2 separate regions of the Mus musculus genome follow, and region 2 is linked to region 1. The links are chromatin loops, found by intact Hi-C in ENCODE. Cell type or tissue: heart. All regions are shown on one strand. Each heading gives the region's core, and the rest is flanking DNA. Links, peaks and the distances in the headings are about the cores only.

Region 1 (9,338 bases), core at 909-8,908:
CTCATAGGCATACTTGACCTAACAATAGTGCTCACTGACCCCACCCCTTTTGAAGCCCTCTCTTTGCTTGGTCTCTAGATAATCTTATTAGTCTTCTTCTCAGTTCCATTTCTCTTACCTCTAAAGGCTGAAGTTCTAGAAGGACTTGCCTCTGACCTTCTCTGCCCTTGGTAAAGTCACCCAGGCATGGTATTAACTATTGATAGTATTGTGAAGGCCCTCTATTGAAATCCTTGATCCAGTTCTCTCCCTCTTAGTATCCTCACCTAGATGTCAGTTTTAGGCTTTTCAAATTTAGCAAGTCTGGATTTGATCTCTAGGTACCACTCCCTCATCCAACCTTGCTTCTTTCCAAATTCTTCCCAGTTGGAGCAAATTCTGTTATCTCTACTTCATAAGTAACCTAGGACCACGAGCTGGCATGTGCCACACTATCTCTCAGGGAGTCCTTCTAAGTCATCCACTCTCCTACATGAAACTGATCTCCAGTTTCTCTCTCTCTCTCCAAGGAGATCCAATGTCCTTTCCACCATATCAGTCCCTGATGCTGCTTCTGCCAGGCTCACTGCCATACTTCTCTGACATCATTGGCTGAAGTTGTCTTCATTGACAAGCATCCCACCCATGCTGTCTCTTTGCTGTTTCCGATCCAGTGAGCCATTATCCTCCCACTTACTTTTGTTTCTGTCTGAAATCCTTCCCTCCTATGTCTACCTTCCTTTTCATCTGTGAGGCCATCCTGCCCAGCATTTCTAGAGCTGTTATGCCTCCCTTGCTTAGGATTCAAAATAGTATGCTTTTTACCCGTCCTTAATCATTCTGTCCCGTAAGCTCTGCTGAGGATGGAAACTTGGGGCTGTTTGGACCTTTCTTCCCCATGTTTGACCTGTGTTCTTAGGACATAGTGAGCACTCAAAAACAAAAACAAAAAACTTGAAGGAAGATGTGAAATGGTCAATACTGTTTCTTCACACACATTGCTGTTTTTTGAGATAGTGCTGTCTCACTATGCAACCCTGGCTGGCTGGGAACTTGCTATGTAGACTAGCAAGAGACAGAGATCAGCCTGCCTCAGTTTCCTGGGTGCTAGGATTAGAGGTGTGTACCACCACACCTGTCCTCCCTGGCCATTTCAGCTTAGTTTTCTCAGAGAAATTTCTTTAATTCCTTCATTTTGCTGCCTTTCATATTAATTTTTGACATATTATTGGAAGAATTTAAAAATACTTTTCACCAGTTTGTCTCTCAAATCTCATTTTATCTCACACTTCATTAATTTTATATGTTTAAATATTATTAAATATATTCCTAAGGAAAGATTTTAGTCTTTATAGTAACTTTAGATGGTTTAGGATGTGAGAGAAATGGCAATGGCTAATAAATGTAAATTGATACAAATTCTAGGTTGTTCTTATGTATTTGGGAATATTTATGCATACACATAGGCATATATGTGTATAAGAACAATGAATAAAAAATGGACATGAATTTGAAAGAGAGCAGGGAGGGGTATATGGGAAGGTTTGCAGGGCAGGGAGAGAGGGTAAATGATGTAATTATATTATAATGTCAAAAACTAAAATAGATAATACAAATTTCACTAAAGATAAAAAATTTAGATTAAAAAAATGAATATACCACTAATTGTTTTGGTACACTTGGACTATAAATTATAGAAAGGATGAGAAGATTGGATTTTTTCCGTGTTGAATTTGTTGAAAGCATCAAGATAGATTTTAGTCTAGGTTAGTTCTAGATTATGAAGACCTGGGTAAATGAACTTTTGTCTACTTATATTTTGACAGGGGGATTTGGGACCTGTGGGACCGCAGGGGCCAGCGGGAATTCCTGGCATCGGAAGCCAAGGCGAGCAGGTAAGCAGTGATTGCTTCTTCTCCCCTGGCACTGAACATTTCATTTCAGCCCTGTGTTTAGGCCGGCAAGCATCGGTGTTCATGTGACAATTGAATTCCAGTGGGGTTTACATTCAGAATAATGCAGGAAAGGGCCCAATAGTATCATGAGGCTATTATAATTTTAGAACTTTCAGAGAGTAAAAAACCAAATAAATTACGTGTTTCTTGGTGCCATGTTTTTTGTTTTACCCCCCCCCCCAACCATTCACCTACCTAACTATAATATTATTACTTAAGTACCAGAATCGGAAGTGATGACTTAATTCAAAGACATCCATCCCAAATAGAAGCCCACAGTGGGATTTATTTGTAAAGGACATGGGTCCTCTTATGGTCAGAAGAAGGAAAGGATGTCTGTGCTCAGAGCTAGAACTGCTTCTAAAACCCTTGAATACTTGGGGAAGGCAGAAAACTGTCAAATGTTAATGGTTTGGAGCCAGGACACAAGCGCTCTCTGCTATTGTTCACTCTCTGCCTTTAGCCATGCACTCTCATTTAATGAAAGCCCCCAGCAAATACAGATTTATTGCCCTAGTTACAAAGTGGCAAGCACATTGGATTAGAATTTATGACTACGGTTTGAATAGTGATGTGGCCTGGAGACTTCGTAGTACTTCCTTGACCTCGAGTGATGAGGGAAGCAAAAGATGTGAAAGTGAGGGAATTCCAAATCTCATTGTTGACCTGTAATGTCAAGTTTATTTCTAAGAATTCTTTATCATTATTACTACATATTTGTCATCCCAAGAAACAGTAAGGCTGGCAGATACTTCTTTTCTCACTTCCTCATGCTTGGCAGAGTTCCCAGTCTAATATGCTAGGAGCTTTAAGGTGCAGAAGACAATCAAGGTCGTTCAGTGACTAAGTATTGAGGTAATAATTAAGAGCTGGGCATTCTGGCTACTGATGAGGCTGGGCTGACTCACAAGCCCTGCAGTTTGCCTGCTGGGCCCTGCAGGGATACCTTCTGGTCCTGGGATCCTGGCAGCACTGTTACATCCTGAGTTTTGTGGTTTGTTGGGGCTGAGATACAAATCTGGGACTCAGATGAGTTCAAAGACGGACCAGTCCGTCCAGATGGTCTGTGAGTTCTGAACCTCCCACTTGTGGCTTCCTGGACTCCTGTTTCCTTTAATGCCAGTTCTTGATGGAGATTGTTATTTATTTATTTATTTTGTTAGTATTTCTTCATTACAAAGGAAAATAAAAAACAAAACAAAACAAAAAAACTTAAAGTCAAAATGCCTTTATGGGGCTGATCTTTAATGGGTAGGAGAATTAATGGAATGAAGTATTTGTAAACTTCTCTGTACCAAGAAAGCATTATTTATTGTTTTTAAGAGAAATGGCATAAATACTACATAAATTTAATCTCTTTAGTTCTGCTCGTAGCCTTAGTCTAGCCTATTCTTGTTCTCATCATTTCTTCCTGCATTACTTGCTTATAGAAATATATTTCTCCATTCATCTATTAAATCTGTTTCTAGCAACCCTTAGACAATGTCCTTTGGATGGCATGTAAATTTCATTATATATTTAGAAACTTAATCATGTTTCACAGAATAAAATAAAATGTAGGTAATAATATACAGCTATGTGTATGGTTCTACAATACCTATTGAAACAAATGCCCCATGTACATGCTATGGTACTTTGTTCCCTGTATCATTGAGTGATACTTGTGGGTAGCTATAAAACTTAGAAAACTTCCTTCTTAGAACTACTATAGCTCCCCTAACTGATGTGGACTGCTCAGTCTCATCAATCATACGCAAGAGAATGCTATTTGCTGTTTATTTTATATGTGTGAGTGCTCCCTACATGTATGTACATACATGTACATACATGCTTATTACTTGTGGAGGCCAGAAGAAGGCACCAGATTCCCCAGAATTGAGGTGCAGATGATTGCCAGTGTGAACTTAAATATTCCGTACGATTAGCCAGTACTCTTTGTCACTGAGCCAACTTTCCAACTCCGATATCTATATTTTACAAAAGACAAGCAGCTATATTATCTAACTGGAGCAAAAGGGATAATGTTTTGTATTATGTAAGTATTAATTAACATGTTCTGTAAACACAGTTTCTACAGTTACAGGATGTGGGATGCAAGCAAGCATAATTTCATTGTTTTCCTCTTGATAGTCTTTAATAATTATTTCCCAGTGGGGGTTATGTCTTCTCTTTCCTGCCACTTAATGAAGTTTCCAGCTGAGCACTTTGGATCACTTTTACACAATGGCAGTTGTAAGGTTGCTGCATGTTGCAAATATCAAATAATAGTTTGGTATCTGGGAACAAAACTGCACCTGGTGACTCTTAACTTCCTCTTAATCTTCATTATGTGGTACAGGCTGGAGGCGATGAGGCATTCTCTTTTCTCCTAAGCTGAGGTAGAGAGAGACTTGGCAGGAGAACATGAAAGCTCTTTCTAGATTGTTTCTGCGGTACATGGCTTTTGCTGTCAAGATTTGGGAGACAAATGCTCTGACCTCTCACTGGTGCGACTCTTTCATTGGCCCTTTGGCCATTCTCCTAGGATGTGGAGGAAAACTTTCCTCCAGCTGCACTTCCTATCAGCCTCTGTTTTTGCTGAGGCTTTGTTCTCTCCGTTGCGGTTGTTTTGTCCTCTTGGTCACCTGGACGAGATTCAAGACCGTTCCAAGCCACCCTTGCCTCCTCCTTGTAATGCATTTCATCAACAGGAATCTCTTACATGCCTCAGCTCTGATAAAATCTGGGTACACAGGATGATCCCAGTCTGGCCTCTTTGAGCTCCCATAGGCTATTTTAGGTTCCTCGGGACTGAGTCAGTCCCCTGTGTCCCCTGACCCAAATCAAAGTATAAGTGTCTTCATTGAAATCCTCCTTCTAAGGTCAGTAAAGGGAGCCACAACCAAACCCCTTCCCATCCTCTACAAAGAAAACGCCTAGTAAGCTAGAGAAATTTGTCCAGAAGAGAAGTTGGTAAGTCCTATACTCCTCTACCTCAATTTACCTACAGAGTGTGGTGAGGAGTTGTGTATTTAAACATGTTACACTTTCATGTCTGTCAGCTTGCTTTGGAGGGTCCAGATCTTTAATATGCCATTGCGTCCAATAAAAAAAGTACACTTCTCTGCGTGTCATATATACATGCAGGAAGAAAAAAAGCTGTGTATTTGTTTAGCACTGTGGAATTTCCCTGTTTATATTGAAAATTTCAGGCTGGGCAGAGGCTGTGTTCATGAGTGTTGTCAAGGGTCCAGGCATCTTCTTTCTTGTTAATCTGTCTCCCTGGGCGGCTATCTTCATCTACGTGGTCTGAGACGACCACGTGGCTTAACTCCATTCACAGGAAGAAGAGGAGGACAGAGTCCTTCTTCCTTCAGAATGAATGGGAACGTGCATACATCATTCCACACCCACATCCTAACAGCCACAGCCAGGTCCATTTAACCACATCTGACCTCTATGAGGCAGCATGTACTTTGATTTTTTTTTTTTTTTTTTTTTTTTTTTTTGAGACAAGGTCTTACTATGTAGGCGTTGACTGCTCTGGAATTCACTATATAGAACAGGATGCCCTCAAACTCATAGAGATTGTCCTCTTACTGCCTCCCAAATCCTGGGATTAAAGTTGTTTACTGGAAGCATGAGATTTATTCCAAGTATACATGTGGGTTAACTAAAATTTCTCTTACTATCATAGAAGGAAAGGATATACATTGGGTTTAAGCAATGGGATTTGACTAGAAGCTTCCAGCTGTCCAGTCAATTTGTTATGGGGAGCTAAACTTTCACTCTAAAAGACACAAGACTGTTCTCCATGTCTTAATTTCACTAACATTTAAAACTTTTATTCTGAAGGGGATCCAAGGTCCATCTGGTCCACCTGGTCCTCAAGGACCCCCAGGACAAGGCTCACCTGGTCCTAAGGTAATTTTCTAAATGACAGAGATGTTTAGTATATTTATGGTATAATTGTTGTTTATGATTAATGTTCAATGACTGCAAAAGGACAGATGGAATTCACTTGAAAATCAGAACATCCTATGCCAAATAATACTGATATTATTAATGACTTAGTCTAACATTCTTTTTGCTTTATGATGGATGCTTTTATTTGCATAGCCTTTATTTATATATTGTTTATATTTTAATTATTGAGAGCATATTCTAGCAGTGCAAATAGGCAACATTCTCTGGACTGGTGGCCTTGCATTCTCACCGGTATTCCCACAGTGGGTTCAAGTTCTAGAACCTGAAAAAGATGGAGACAGAATAATCTAAAGAGTAAGAGTTTACCTTGCACTTTGGAATCAGATTATCTCTTAATTTGGAATCCTTTTTCATCCCTTGAGAAGAGGCAATTAGTATGTAATTAGCTACTATCAGTACTTTTTTCAGGAATTCGTTGTTAAATAGATAGATAGATAGATAGATAGATAGATAGATAGATAGATAGATAGATAGATGATAGACAGATAAGAAAGGTACTTCTCAGAGGTGCTTGCTCACCGTGGAGCACACATATAAGAAGAAAGACATCATTTCTACCCTTTAGATTTGTTTATTTGTTTGTTTTAGGGGGTGTGTGGGGAAGAAGAGATCTTTCTATGTAGATTAGGTTAGTCTCTGACACTCAGGATCACCCTGTGTCGGTCTGCCTCTATAGTGCTGAGATTATAGGTGTGTGTCATTTGAGGTTTTACTTGGGGCTCATCACTGACAGCTCAGGATGGTCTCTGGTTGTTGCTCACCTGGGCTCTCCATATGTATGTTTAACTATTAGATAAGGGAACTTTTTTGTTTGTTTGTTTGTTTGTTTGTTTTTTGTTTTTTGTTTTTTTGTTGTTGTTGTTTTGAGACAGGGTTTATCTGTATAGCCCTGGCTGTCCTGAAACTCACTTTGAAGACCAGGCTGGCTGTGTCTGTGCATGTGTGTATGTGTGTATGTATGTATGTGAATTAAGTATATTTTTACTTTGATCATTTTACTTTGTTGATATACAAAAGTTCTGAGGAAATCAAAGGCAGGAATGTATTAGTTTTATTTTGCTTCAATATTTAAATATTCTTTCCTTCCCAGGGAGAAGTAGGTCAGATGGGACCCACAGGGCCTAGAGGACCAATGGGCATTGGAGTACAGGGTCCAAAGGTGAGCTGATTGCTTCTAAGATGCTACTAAGACATGTACATTATACAGTGTAAGGTTTTCTTCACTCCTGAATGCAAGGAAGAGCATGCATCCATCATCTGAAGGTGTATACTTTGTTTCTCTTAACTTTAAAATATGGAAGAAAAGTATAGTCATTACTTGCTCAGTTTCCTTGGTGTTTCTATTGGAAGGAGTTGTTAGGGAATTCCTGCTTTCCTCCGGGCAGGAACCTTGTTCATCTTGGTTGTTATTGAATGCTTTTGACCACATGGTATGCCTCAAACACTGCTGAACGGGTCAAGGGTGAATTGCTACTTGCTGTACCCGTCATAGGTTCTGTACTTAACCTGAAGGTATATAGACTCTAGTGAGCTACACTGAGCTTTGAACTTCTTCACTGTTTGGTTATCACTGGCAGAGTCTTACAAACATTTGGGTAGTAGAAGAATATATCAGATGTAAGCTTAACAAGAACATACATATCACATATATATAAAGAGATAATTACAAAATATCCTAACATTGTATTATTATTATCATCATTATAGTTATAATTACTATATTAATAAACAATAAAAGATTATTTTTTGCATGGCTTTGATATAATATATACTATGTTAAATGCTAATTATGATATATATATGTGTGTGTGTGTACACAGACATAAAAATATACATATGGGTACATGTATACACATGTAGTATACAATTTTTATGTCAATTTAGAGAGACAGTCCACAGTATGTTAAGGATCTTCAGTTAGACCACATAGGTTTAAATTCCAGTTTTTTCAGTAATCTTAAGGTTCTGTCACTTTAAAAAGAACTTCACTGTATGACAGCATCTCATTTCAAGTTTCCTCTCTTTCCAGCTTGTGGTAGTTAATGTGCTTCTCCTGTCTCACTTATGCGCTACCATAACCACATTTTCCTTTGCATATGCCAGTCTTTTAAAAACCACACAAAAGTGCAACTGTAAAGTCACAGAACACCCAGTCCTCTATTTGGATGCTGCAGGAATCCTGTCTCACATGGATACCATGTCATCTCTTCATATTCACAGCATAGCCTCGTCTTAACTGAAAAAAATATGAAATATACCAAAATACATCTCATCATTTTAATTTTTATTCCCTGGAAACTAAATGAACAGCTTTTTCAAGTGCTCAGGGGACCTTCAATTTTCTTTATGTAGATTCTGTAGATCTTTAGTACTTTATGCTAGGTTTTCATCGTTAGAGTTCTTTATATGTCTGGATACTAAGCTTTTTTGGCAGGATTACAAATATCTTTCCCTAAGTTGTAACTGTCATTTATCCTTTTAGTGTATAGTTTGACATTTTGATGTGTTTCTCTCATTTTATGTCTTGTGCTTTTAAAATATTATTTTAAAACACCTTAAAGTCATGAAAGTATTCCCATGTAGTTTTCTGAAAAATGTATTCTTCACTTTTTAAAGTTGTCTTTTACCTTTGTGTGTATGGAAGGGGTCAGTGTGAGGAATCTGGTTTTCCCTGTATCGACAACATGTCTCTGTTCTGATGTTGAAAACACCATTTTGCCACACTGGTTTGTAACGGCGCCCATATCTTGTATCAATTTACCTGTATATGTCAATAGTAATCAATATTTAGATCTCTGTTCTGTTCCCGCTGTCTATTTGTATTTCTATGTACTATTGCCTTCCTGTCTTGATTCTTCCTAATTTAAAATATGTTTTATCACTGGGATACAGCTCAGTTGGTAGAGTGCTTGCTTAGCATGTGGGCAGCCTGTGGGAAGCCCTGGATTCAGTCTCCAGCACCATGTAAGCCTGTGTGGTGGTACATGTCTGTAATTCCAGCACTCAGGAGGCAGAGGCAAGAGAACATACAGTCAGGGGCATTCTTGGGGCCACACAGCAAATTAGAGGTCAACCTGGGATACATAAAACCCTTTCTCAAGGGGAAAAAAAAACAACATCACATAACAGGAATACACTTATCTTTCTTGCTTACTGTTCATTCTAGTACATTTTAGGATTAGGTTGGTTTGTCAAATTTAATAAAATATCTTATCAAATCTACAGATTAGCTATTGAGCTCTTCCAACTACAGAGTAAGGATTTCTAACTTTTCAGGAAAATATTTTCACTTCTTCTATAGAGATCTTCTATCCCATAAAGTCATTCTTAGGCTCCCCAAAAGAAATCTAGGCAGTACGAATAATTCTCTTTCCAACACCTTCTGATTAGCTACTGCAGGCTATCGGAGAAGCACTTGGTTTGTTTACTTGGTTTTGT
Region 2 (9,338 bases), core at 583-8,582, 84 kb before region 1:
CCATAGGATCTAAAATATGGCTCAGAGGTAAAATCTCACAAAGTGGCCTAAGCTCGACAGCCTGGGTTTTATCCCTAGTAGCTGTGAAAAGATAGAAGGAGAGAACCAATCCTATGAAGTTATTTTCTGACTTCTTAATATATACCGTGGCATGCACAAACCCCATCACATGTAGACCCACATAGAATAATTAATGAAATTAGTAAGAAAACTATTTTAAATAATTTTAACAACACATATATCTCCTTCTTCAATAATCACGCTGTTATGGATCTCAGAGGAAGCCTAGTCATTTGTAGAGCAGTAAGGTCCTTTCACCATAGACTGAATGCATAAGTTAGAAAATAAGAATAAAAGACAAAGGGCCAGCTGCGAAGACCCCCTTCTGGGATAGACATCTCAAAATATCAACCACTGTAAATAAAGCAAATAAAACTATAAATAATGACAAATCCAAGTTCTTTTCCAGTCACTTAAAAAGGCCATTGACTTGAAGGCAAGTGTTTAGGCAAGGAAAAAGTTCTATTAGGAAATCCAGCATTCCAAAGATAGGGGCTCTCACTAGCAAAAATCCATTTTGCTTAGTACCTGAAGGTGAAAGGCTCAGGTAGGAATTTTAGGGAGGTTTGTCAGATAGGTAGATACCAAGACAGTTACAAACTTAAGTGGGCTGCTTTTCCTAAAGTACAAACTGCTATATCCTGGCAAGGTCACTAGATGTCCTGACTTCCTTCCTTCCTTCCTTCCTTCCTTCCTTCCTTCCTTCCTTCCTTTCTTTCTTTCTTTCTTTCTTTCTTTCTTTCTTTCTTTCTTTCTTTCTTTCTTTCTTTTCTTTCTTGTTATTTTGTTTATTTATGTTTCAAATGTTATCCCTTTTCCCGGTTTCAATTCTGAAAACCCACCACTCTACCACCCCTCTCCCTGCTTCCACTAGGGTGCTCCCCCATCCACCCACTCCCTCCCACAGCTCTATCATTCCCCTACCCTGGGACATCAAGCCTTCACAAGACCCAGGGCTTCTCTTCTGATCAATGCCAGACAAGGTCATTCTCTGCTACACATGCAGCTGGAGCCATGGGTCCTTCTTGTGTACTCTTTCATTGTTGGTTTAGTCTCTGGGAGCTCTGGGGGGGGGGTGTCTACTTGGTTGATATTGTTGTTCTGGCTTGTTGGTTAAGAGCACTGACTGCTCTTCCAGAGGTCCTGAGTTCAATTCCCAGCAACCACATGGTGGCTCACAACCATCTGTAATGGGATCTGAAGCCTTCTTCTGGTGTGCCTGGCTTCTTTAAATGTAAGAATAAGGTAATTATTAGAAAGTCTTGTGCTGGCTGGGCATGGTGGTATACACCTTTTCATTCAAGGCTGGCTTCAACCTCAGAGATCCATCTGCCTCTGCCTCGAAAGTGCTGGGATCAAAGTTGTGCACCCTCAGATTCTAAAAGGTATCTTTAATCTGAGAACAGGAAAAAATGGTCCCCTGGGGAGGGGGAAAGACAACTGTCACTCGAAAAGATAGTGAAGTGCAACTTTTCATAGAACAGTTGCAACCTGCCAGATGGCTCCAGTCAGTGGTGACACCTCTAGCACTTTCAGTCAGTGGGAGAGTCTGTCATCTCCAAAGTTAGTGATTTTTAAAATCAGCTAAAAGCAGCAGAGTTGGAGAACTTATTTAGGTTTTCACCCAGTTACAGTTACAGTTAGAAAACATCATAACACATGCAGCCCTGCCTCATTGATACACGGGAGAGCAAGGCTCTCATAGAGGTTAGGGGCAGAGTCAGAATTCAAGTAAAACTAAATATTACCTAAACGTTCTTGTATAAAATTTTTTTCAAGAATCAGAAAGTAGAAAGACTTGAATGACTAATAGCTACATGCTCATTATTCAACTTCAGAAATTATTAATCTGCTCATTTTCTTAAAAAGATTTTGAATCTGAGTCTGCTGTCATTTATATGACTCCAGAGTGTTTGCTATTCTAAAGGGTGTCTCAGAGAACAAACCCTAGCAAAGAGAAAGACAGGAATCAAACCAAGGATATAGTGTAAGAAACACAGGCAGATGGTCGATCGACACTTACAATGTAAAAAATTTGCTCACTTTCTCTTTTCTTTATTTCTTTTTTTCTTTTTCGGAACAGTAGCCTGGAGAACACAGACTTAGTCTAAAGGGACGCTGTTCCTTTAAGTTGCTTACTGATCCCACCCAGATCTTGCACCTTGGCCAAATGCCTGACCACTCTAGTAAACAAGAATAAGAGATTGAAAAAAAAATCAAAAGCAAAGACAATTATTTCCCAGAGTACCAAACAATATCAAATAGCTAACTCTACTTAGCAATAGTCCTTGCTGTGGACATCTGCTACACTGTTCTCTTTCCTGTCTGACAGACTTCCTAAGGTAAGACAGAGCTGCTTGGTTTTAATCCTTAAACTCCATCTAGGAACTGTGCAAGGATAAACGGCTGATGATCTTGTCATGTGAAGAAAACTTATTGAAAACTTTGCCCTCTGCTGTGACTCAAAACCAATTGTTAGACAAACATGAATACTGGCTAAGTATGTAAACTTAAGACTAAATATTAAAGATACTTAATTTTTCCTTTTGCAAATTTTATTCTAAATTTACAATCTACTAAACTGTAGCACAATAATGTTAATATCTTTGGCGGGAACTTTTTAAAAATTTGAAATGGATTTCTACAATTCAGAATTCATTTTAGGATATTTTAGCATTTGACTAATTTAGAAATTTGAATAAAAATTATCCAATCATTTTGTCTTCATGTAGAAACCAGGAAAATGCAAATACTGAGGTAAAATTATTAAAATCTACTAAAATTTGTTTTATTTCTGAAAAATTATACAATATAGTCTCTTGAATGTATTGACCCTGTTAATTGACTTGAAATAAGTTTTAGGTAAAATTTCAAAATACAGCATTTGTCAAAAGAGCTGCATTTTAAATAAAATTTAGCCATAGCCATATTGACATTGAGGTTTTAATTTCTGTCATTTAACTAACTGTACTCTCTATCTCTTTTAATCATTTGTACATCTTTCTAAAAGATAAGAACTATTAAGAACTCAGGCAATAGGATGCTCTGAAAGTGGTTAGAAGTGGGTGACCTCTCACAGTGTCTAACAGAGTCAGGGAGGTCGGGGAGATAAGAGAATGGAAAAGCTAGAGAAAGAAAAATAAAGCCAAGAGGATTCCCTGCGGACCCCACAGGAAAGCAAAAAAGTTTGTGTCAGGTGCCTAACCAACAGCCTCAGAAGAAACCATAACACAGAGATATTATGGTTATTGTCATGCTTGAGTGGTGTCAGTGGCTATTAGACACATGAGGATTAAGTTCTATGGTCCGGAATGCCTGAGATGTTTCTCCTGGTATGGGTGCAAGAAAGAAAACCCCTGTATAACATTAATGATTTGTTTTTCCCTCTGAAAATGCAGTAGCAGCTGTGTGTGTCTACACAACTTTATCTTTTCACTAAGCTTCAGAATCAAAGAAGCAGCTCTTTCATGTTCACCTTGGCTAAAACAGGGGTGCCATTTCTATGTTCTATTTCCTTAGCCCAGTTCTAGTGGGGTTTAGTTTGTGTTTTTGCTTTGACTACCCACTGCCTTCAGATCTTAGTATAGCTGGTCGAGAGCTTGGTTGACATTTAGACAATTGCTCTCAGCACATGCGCCAACACAGGTGCTTCACACAGAAGTGAAGTTCTGTTAATAAGCTTCCTGCTGCCTGCTATTTGAGGAAGAAACAGTGGCCTGAAGCCAGCAGTAGCGTTATCTCCAGCCAAACAGTTTTGCTTCTTTGTGGGATTTAATCCATCTGCCTGTCTGAAAGAAGTCCGTCTCCCAGCTCACCCATCACTGCCGTTGCATGTATTATTCCCACCCTGGATTGAAGAGTCTGGAAAAATCATGGTCGTGAATTTCCAGTTCACATTTTCTGAAGGCAAGGTGCCAAAAGGAGGAAAATGTGATTCCTTTTCCAGACCTTGTGGAGTTAATGCAGCCGAAGGAGGCAAGCACTCGGAAACCACGCCGATTGTCAATTCTAAATAAACCTTTTGTTCCTGTTCCCTTGGGTATCCTGAGCTAGCAACATATCAGTCTCCTTTTGTCAGGAAATTCTGTGGATTTAAACATCACTGTGTGTGCAGCTGGGCATATTGAACTGATACAGATGACTGAGAATTTTAATAGAGAATTAGAGTTTTCATTGTTTACATAGAAAAAAATAGTTGGGTTAAAGGGGTAGGCCTCTGACTTCAGATCTTTCCCCATTTTGCTTGGAAGTCTCTTTTAAGCAAACCTAGTGGGTTTTGTAGTCAAATTAATTTTTATTCATTAGATATGCAGTTCCACTGTGGAACCTGATGAAGATAAACTTTCCAAAGCAAGAGAAAAGAGAAAAGAGAAAAGAGAAGAGAGAAAAGAGAAGAGAAAAGAGAAAGGAGAAAAGAGAAAAGAGAAAAGAGAAAAGAGAAAAGAGGAGAGAGAAAAGAGAAAAGAGAAAAGAGAAGAGAAAAGAGAAAGGAGAAAAGAGAAAAGAGAAAAGAAAAGAGAAAGGAGCTATGGAAAGCTGAGGAAGAATTTTATTCTAACTTGACTTGATTCACTGACGCTGTGTGCACATCACAGCAAGACTGAAAACGTAGTGGTTCTGTGTGACCCAAAGAGTTGGCTTTGCTAAGCATCAGTTATAGTAAAAATGAATATAACAAACATGCAGTCACCTGAATTCACTCTGAGCGATCTGGAAATGATAAAGCAGATACTGGGATGGAAGCATAGTCCCAGAACAGTGTGGGACTGAGAAACTGATCAATGGCATTCCCTATTCCAAGCTCTCTGTAATATAGGAAGAAAGTAGTGCTGCTTAAATACAATGACTTCGATAGAAGTGAATGCTTACCAAGAAATGTCTGGTCATGGTACCATGACTTGCTTAGCTTAGAAACTTTAAAAATCTCAGTGTGAGTGTTTTACTTGAAATGTGAATGTGTGTGTGTGAGTGTATGTGTGTTTGTTTGTGTTTGAGTGAGTCAGTGTGTGTGTGTGTGTGTGTGTGTGTGTAAAGTTCAGAGGATAGCTTTCTGAAATTAGCTCTCTCCTTACTCTGTGTGTTTGAGTGAGTCATGGTGTGTATATGTGTATGTGTGTATGTGTGTGTGTGTGTGTGTGTGTGTGTATGTGTGTTTGTGTTTGAGTGAGTCAGTGTGTGTGTATATATATGTGTGTGTGTGTATATATGTGTGTGTGTATATATGTGTGTGTGTATATGTGTGTGTGTGTATGTGTATATGTGTGTGTGTGTGTATGTGTGTGTGTATGTGTGTGTGTGTGTGTGTGTGTGTGTGTGTATGTGTGTGTGTGTGTGTGTGTGTGTGTGTGTGTGTGTGTGTGTGTAAAGATCAGAGGATAGTTTTCTGAAGTTCTCTTCTTATACTACGTGGGTCCTAGAGAATCAAAGTCAGGTCATCATGATTGGTGTCAAGTTCCTTAACTTACCATGTTGTTGGCCCAAATCACAGCCTTTGACTCTACAGGCTTGAGACTATTTATTTATGTTTAATTAGTTAATTAATTAATTTATTCTCTCTCTCTCTCTCTCTCTCTCTCTCTCTCTCTCTCTCTCGCCTGACAGGTAACTTGTGTATATTTTATGACTTCCAGCTGGTGTTTTTATGGGAGTCTAGAGTGTACAAATGAGTCTCGGTTTTTTGTGCCTTCTTTTGGGTTCTTTTTTCATCACATTACAATTCCTTAGAAACCTGTTTGTTTTCTTGTTCTTTTCTTTCTTTTTTTAAAGACTTATTTATTTAGACTGTCACTCTCTTTAGACCTACCAGAAGAGGGCATTGGATCCCACTACAGATGGTTGTGAAATGCCATGTGGTTGATGAGAATTAACTCAGGACCTCTGGAAGAGCAGTCAGTGCCCTTAAGCTCTGAGTCATCTCTTCAGCCCACCTTCTTGTTTTCTAATGAGAGACAGGAAGGGGATGGATCTGGGTGGGAAGGGAGATGGGGAAGGACTGGGAGGAATAGAGGGAGGAGAAACCGTAATCAAGAAATGAGGAAAATTATTTTCAATAAAAGAGAAAAGGTAAATATTACCTTTTATGGAAGTATTTATAACTGAATTTTCCATTTCAAGGTGTTACCAGGCAGATGAATTTTTACCATCTACCATAATGAGGAGAAGAGACGTTGCCTTCTGTCTTCTGCTTTTGCCAGCTTTTATGACTCAAGCAGTGTATGGACAAAGAAAGAAAGGACCAAAGCCAAACACACTTGCAAGGAAAAATGACTTCCAGGGTAAAAAAAAAGAAAGCATTTTTTTTTAAAGTTTTAGTTTTAGCCTGTGAAATCACTAACATAAGATTTTAAAATAGTGTTTGGTTTAAATAGCAAATCATGTGTAGTATACATGTAATATTCTGCTTGATAAACTTATACCACTGTAGTAATAAGCCCTAAGTATCTAGATTTTAGAGATTTAGAACACTTTGTTTCATTTTAACTTCAATTGTAAATCAGAACACTTAAATGACATATTTAAGGCCAGAGACAAGTCAGCTATTAAGAAACCGATCTAGAATTCATTTTCAACTTTGAAAAGTTTCTTTTCCTGTTCTATTCCTATGATGAATGCAGACACATTTTCTCATTTGGTTTCAAGGTACTAATATGATGTAACCCAACTGTTAGACAGACATTTTTTTGATTTACCTTTTGACGCCTTTTCCTAGTATTTAATTTTAAAAATATGCTGCACTTTCTTTTTTTAATGCTTTAAGTGGTATAACCTTTGTGTTCTCTTTCAGATGCCATTTGCTTCATAGATGTTGTCTTTATCTTGGACAGCTCAGAAAGCTCCAAAATTGTACTCTTTGATAATCAGAAAGATTTTGTGGACAGCTTGAGTGAGAAGATTTTCCAGTTGACTCCTGGCCGTTCATTAAAATATGACATCAAGCTGGCAGCCCTTCAGTTTAGCAGCTCGGTCCAGATTGATCCACCCTTGTCTTCTTGGAAGGATCTCCGGACATTTAAGCAGCGGGTCAAGTCTCTGAATTTAATTGGGCAAGGTACCTTTTCTTATTATGCCATCTCCAATGCCACAAGGCTACTTAAAAGAGAAGGGCGTAAAGATGGCGTGAAGGTGGCTTTGCTGATGACTGATGGCATCGATCATCCCAAGAGCCCAGATGTCCAAAGTATTTCTGAAGATGCTAGAATTTTGGGAATATCATTTATCACCGTTGGACTTTCCACTGTGGTCAATGAAGCCAAACTTCGTTTGATATCTGGGGATCCTTCCAATGAACCCGTTCTACTATTGAGTGACCCAACACTTGTAGACAGAATTCAGGAACGCCTGGTAGGTACCTAGAGGGATATATATATATATATATCCTTGCTGTATAGTCATATTGCAGTTATTTAACAGTAGATACAAAACATTGACAACGTAGGATTCTCATTGGATACAGAACATGAAACTTTCTGGATTTTCTTTCCACTACCTTGACAATCTACTGGGAATATCAGAAGTTTGTTCCCTGAAGCTACATCCCTAACTTTGTCATACCCTGACGATTTGGGAATGATTGCTTTTGAAGCATACACCATAGTCTACTGTTTACTTATCCTAAAATCCCATACATTGTTGACTTACACTCCTCGGTTATCAGTCTGTGGTCGGCCTTATTTGTTTTAACTTCGTCCTTCCTTATCTCCCATTTGCATGATTATCTTTGACCATTTTACCTATTTCCATGTCATAATACTTTAAAATTCAGACTTGCAATTTAAATGTGTTTCTGTCTTTATTTCTTATACATTACAAGCCTGTCTATATTACTTTTACTATTGCTTGACAAAGCAATCTAAGAAAGGAAGAAACTATTTTGGTTAACTAATTGAGGGTAATCCTTAATAGGATTGAGCCAATTTAGACTGGAGTCAGAAATCATTGCCTAGCCCATTGTTCCCAGGTGAGTCTCATTGAGAGCAGACATTTCACATGAAATTTAAGGTGCTAGCCCTGCAGTCTCTAGCCCTGCCTGTGCCCTTGGCTCCAGGCATCACTCCTCTCAGCTGTCCATCATGGTAGCTTGTCATTGCTTCCCCCTCTTCATCTCTAGTGTGAGAAGGGCTGACTCCAGAAGGCACAGAGCAGACAGCTCCTTGTTTGGCCAGATGTTCAGGCGCAGGATGTTGCTACTTCCTCTAGATACATCCTTGCTGAGATTCCTGCCCAGCTGAGGAGAGGAGCTTTTGGCAGTGGATTCGGGCTAGGACTGTTTCTAGGGAAACAGAAGATGACCAATGAGATTCCACTTCCTTAGCACCCTGTGACTTCAGCTTGTTTGCTCAGATGTCACTTCTGGGAATAACCCTTCCTTGACAGGGAGATACTGCTTTCCAGATGCATTCCAGGTCCAGAGTACTAGTCAGCTTTTGAAAGAAAAGCACACCAACATTCATTGTCCCTCTCTATAAAGCAGGACCGGAATTTTTTTTTTTTAAACCAGATCCTTGAGAAAATTCCTCATTTAATTACATTCTTAGCTGACATTTTAACTTTTTTATATTTAAATTCTTATGTGGTTAGGCTTTTAAAAAAATGTAGGCATGATTTCAGAATAGAAATGCGTTAAAGCACACAATTCCATGGGTTTTGACAGGTACACACAGTCATGTAACCACCAACATGATTATAATGTAGACATTTCCATCACTTAGAAATGCCTACTCAAACTTCCTTGTGATCCCTCTCCCCCTCTCCCCAGCCCTAGAGCTCCTGACCTGACTTTCACCACTCAGGATGAGTAAACACTTCACACCATTCTACAGAAATAAACCCATATTGTATGTACCCATCAGTGTTTGGCTCCTTATACTGAAAGTACTAATTTTGAAATGAATTTAGGTTCTTTTGCGGAGGTCAGCAGCCTACTCATTTTTATTGCAATGCTCAGTTTAGTTGGCTTTACTGGACACAATTGTCCAGAATAAATAGATGTTTTTTCAGGAACCAAGCTGAATAAAGACAAATCCCTTAGCATCTTTCATAGGAAGTATCATGTAAGAGCCTCTAAGAGGAAACCTTTCAGCTCTAAAATACCAAACAGGATGCAGTGATTCCTATTGAAGGGAATGTGCAGAGTATCTTATTGTTAAGTTTATTGTAATTTACATGTGAAACAAATTCAGTCTAATGTTCTAGATGCATCACTTAGTCCTTAAGAAGAATAAGACAGTATAAAAGTTAATATTTAAAAATCTGGAGCTGGGCAGTGGCGGCACACACCT

Evidence for each region. Hi-C counts contacts between places; a loop is a spot of excess contacts. Peaks named below come from ENCODE experiments on the same cell type or tissue, not always from the same donor. Only the 100,000 strongest peaks of a DNase experiment are listed, where the experiment ranks them.
Region 2: it touches region 1 in a loop (6-fold over the local background); 6 of 42 quality-filtered maps call a loop at or near these places.

What each region holds. Positions count from the first base shown.
Region 1 is chr6:8,089,562-8,098,899 of GRCm38, reverse strand. It overlaps Col28a1 (collagen, type XXVIII, alpha 1), which reads left to right. Exons shown (of 35, transcript NM_001037865.1): 16 at 1,806-1,874; 17 at 5,769-5,837; 18 at 6,991-7,059. Among named protein-coding and RNA genes, the nearest start is that of Gm35384, 94 kb to the right of the region's middle. In heart, for the core only: no CTCF peak of the experiment used is centred there; a DNase peak (open chromatin) is centred at 4,529.
Region 2 is chr6:8,173,229-8,182,566 of GRCm38, reverse strand. It overlaps Col28a1 (collagen, type XXVIII, alpha 1), which reads left to right. Exons shown (of 35, transcript NM_001037865.1): 2 at 6,175-6,335; 3 at 6,845-7,401. The coding sequence starts at 6,212. Among named protein-coding and RNA genes, the nearest start is that of Col28a1, 15 kb to the left of the region's middle. In heart, for the core only: no CTCF peak of the experiment used is centred there; DNase peaks (open chromatin) are centred at 3,956 and 8,246.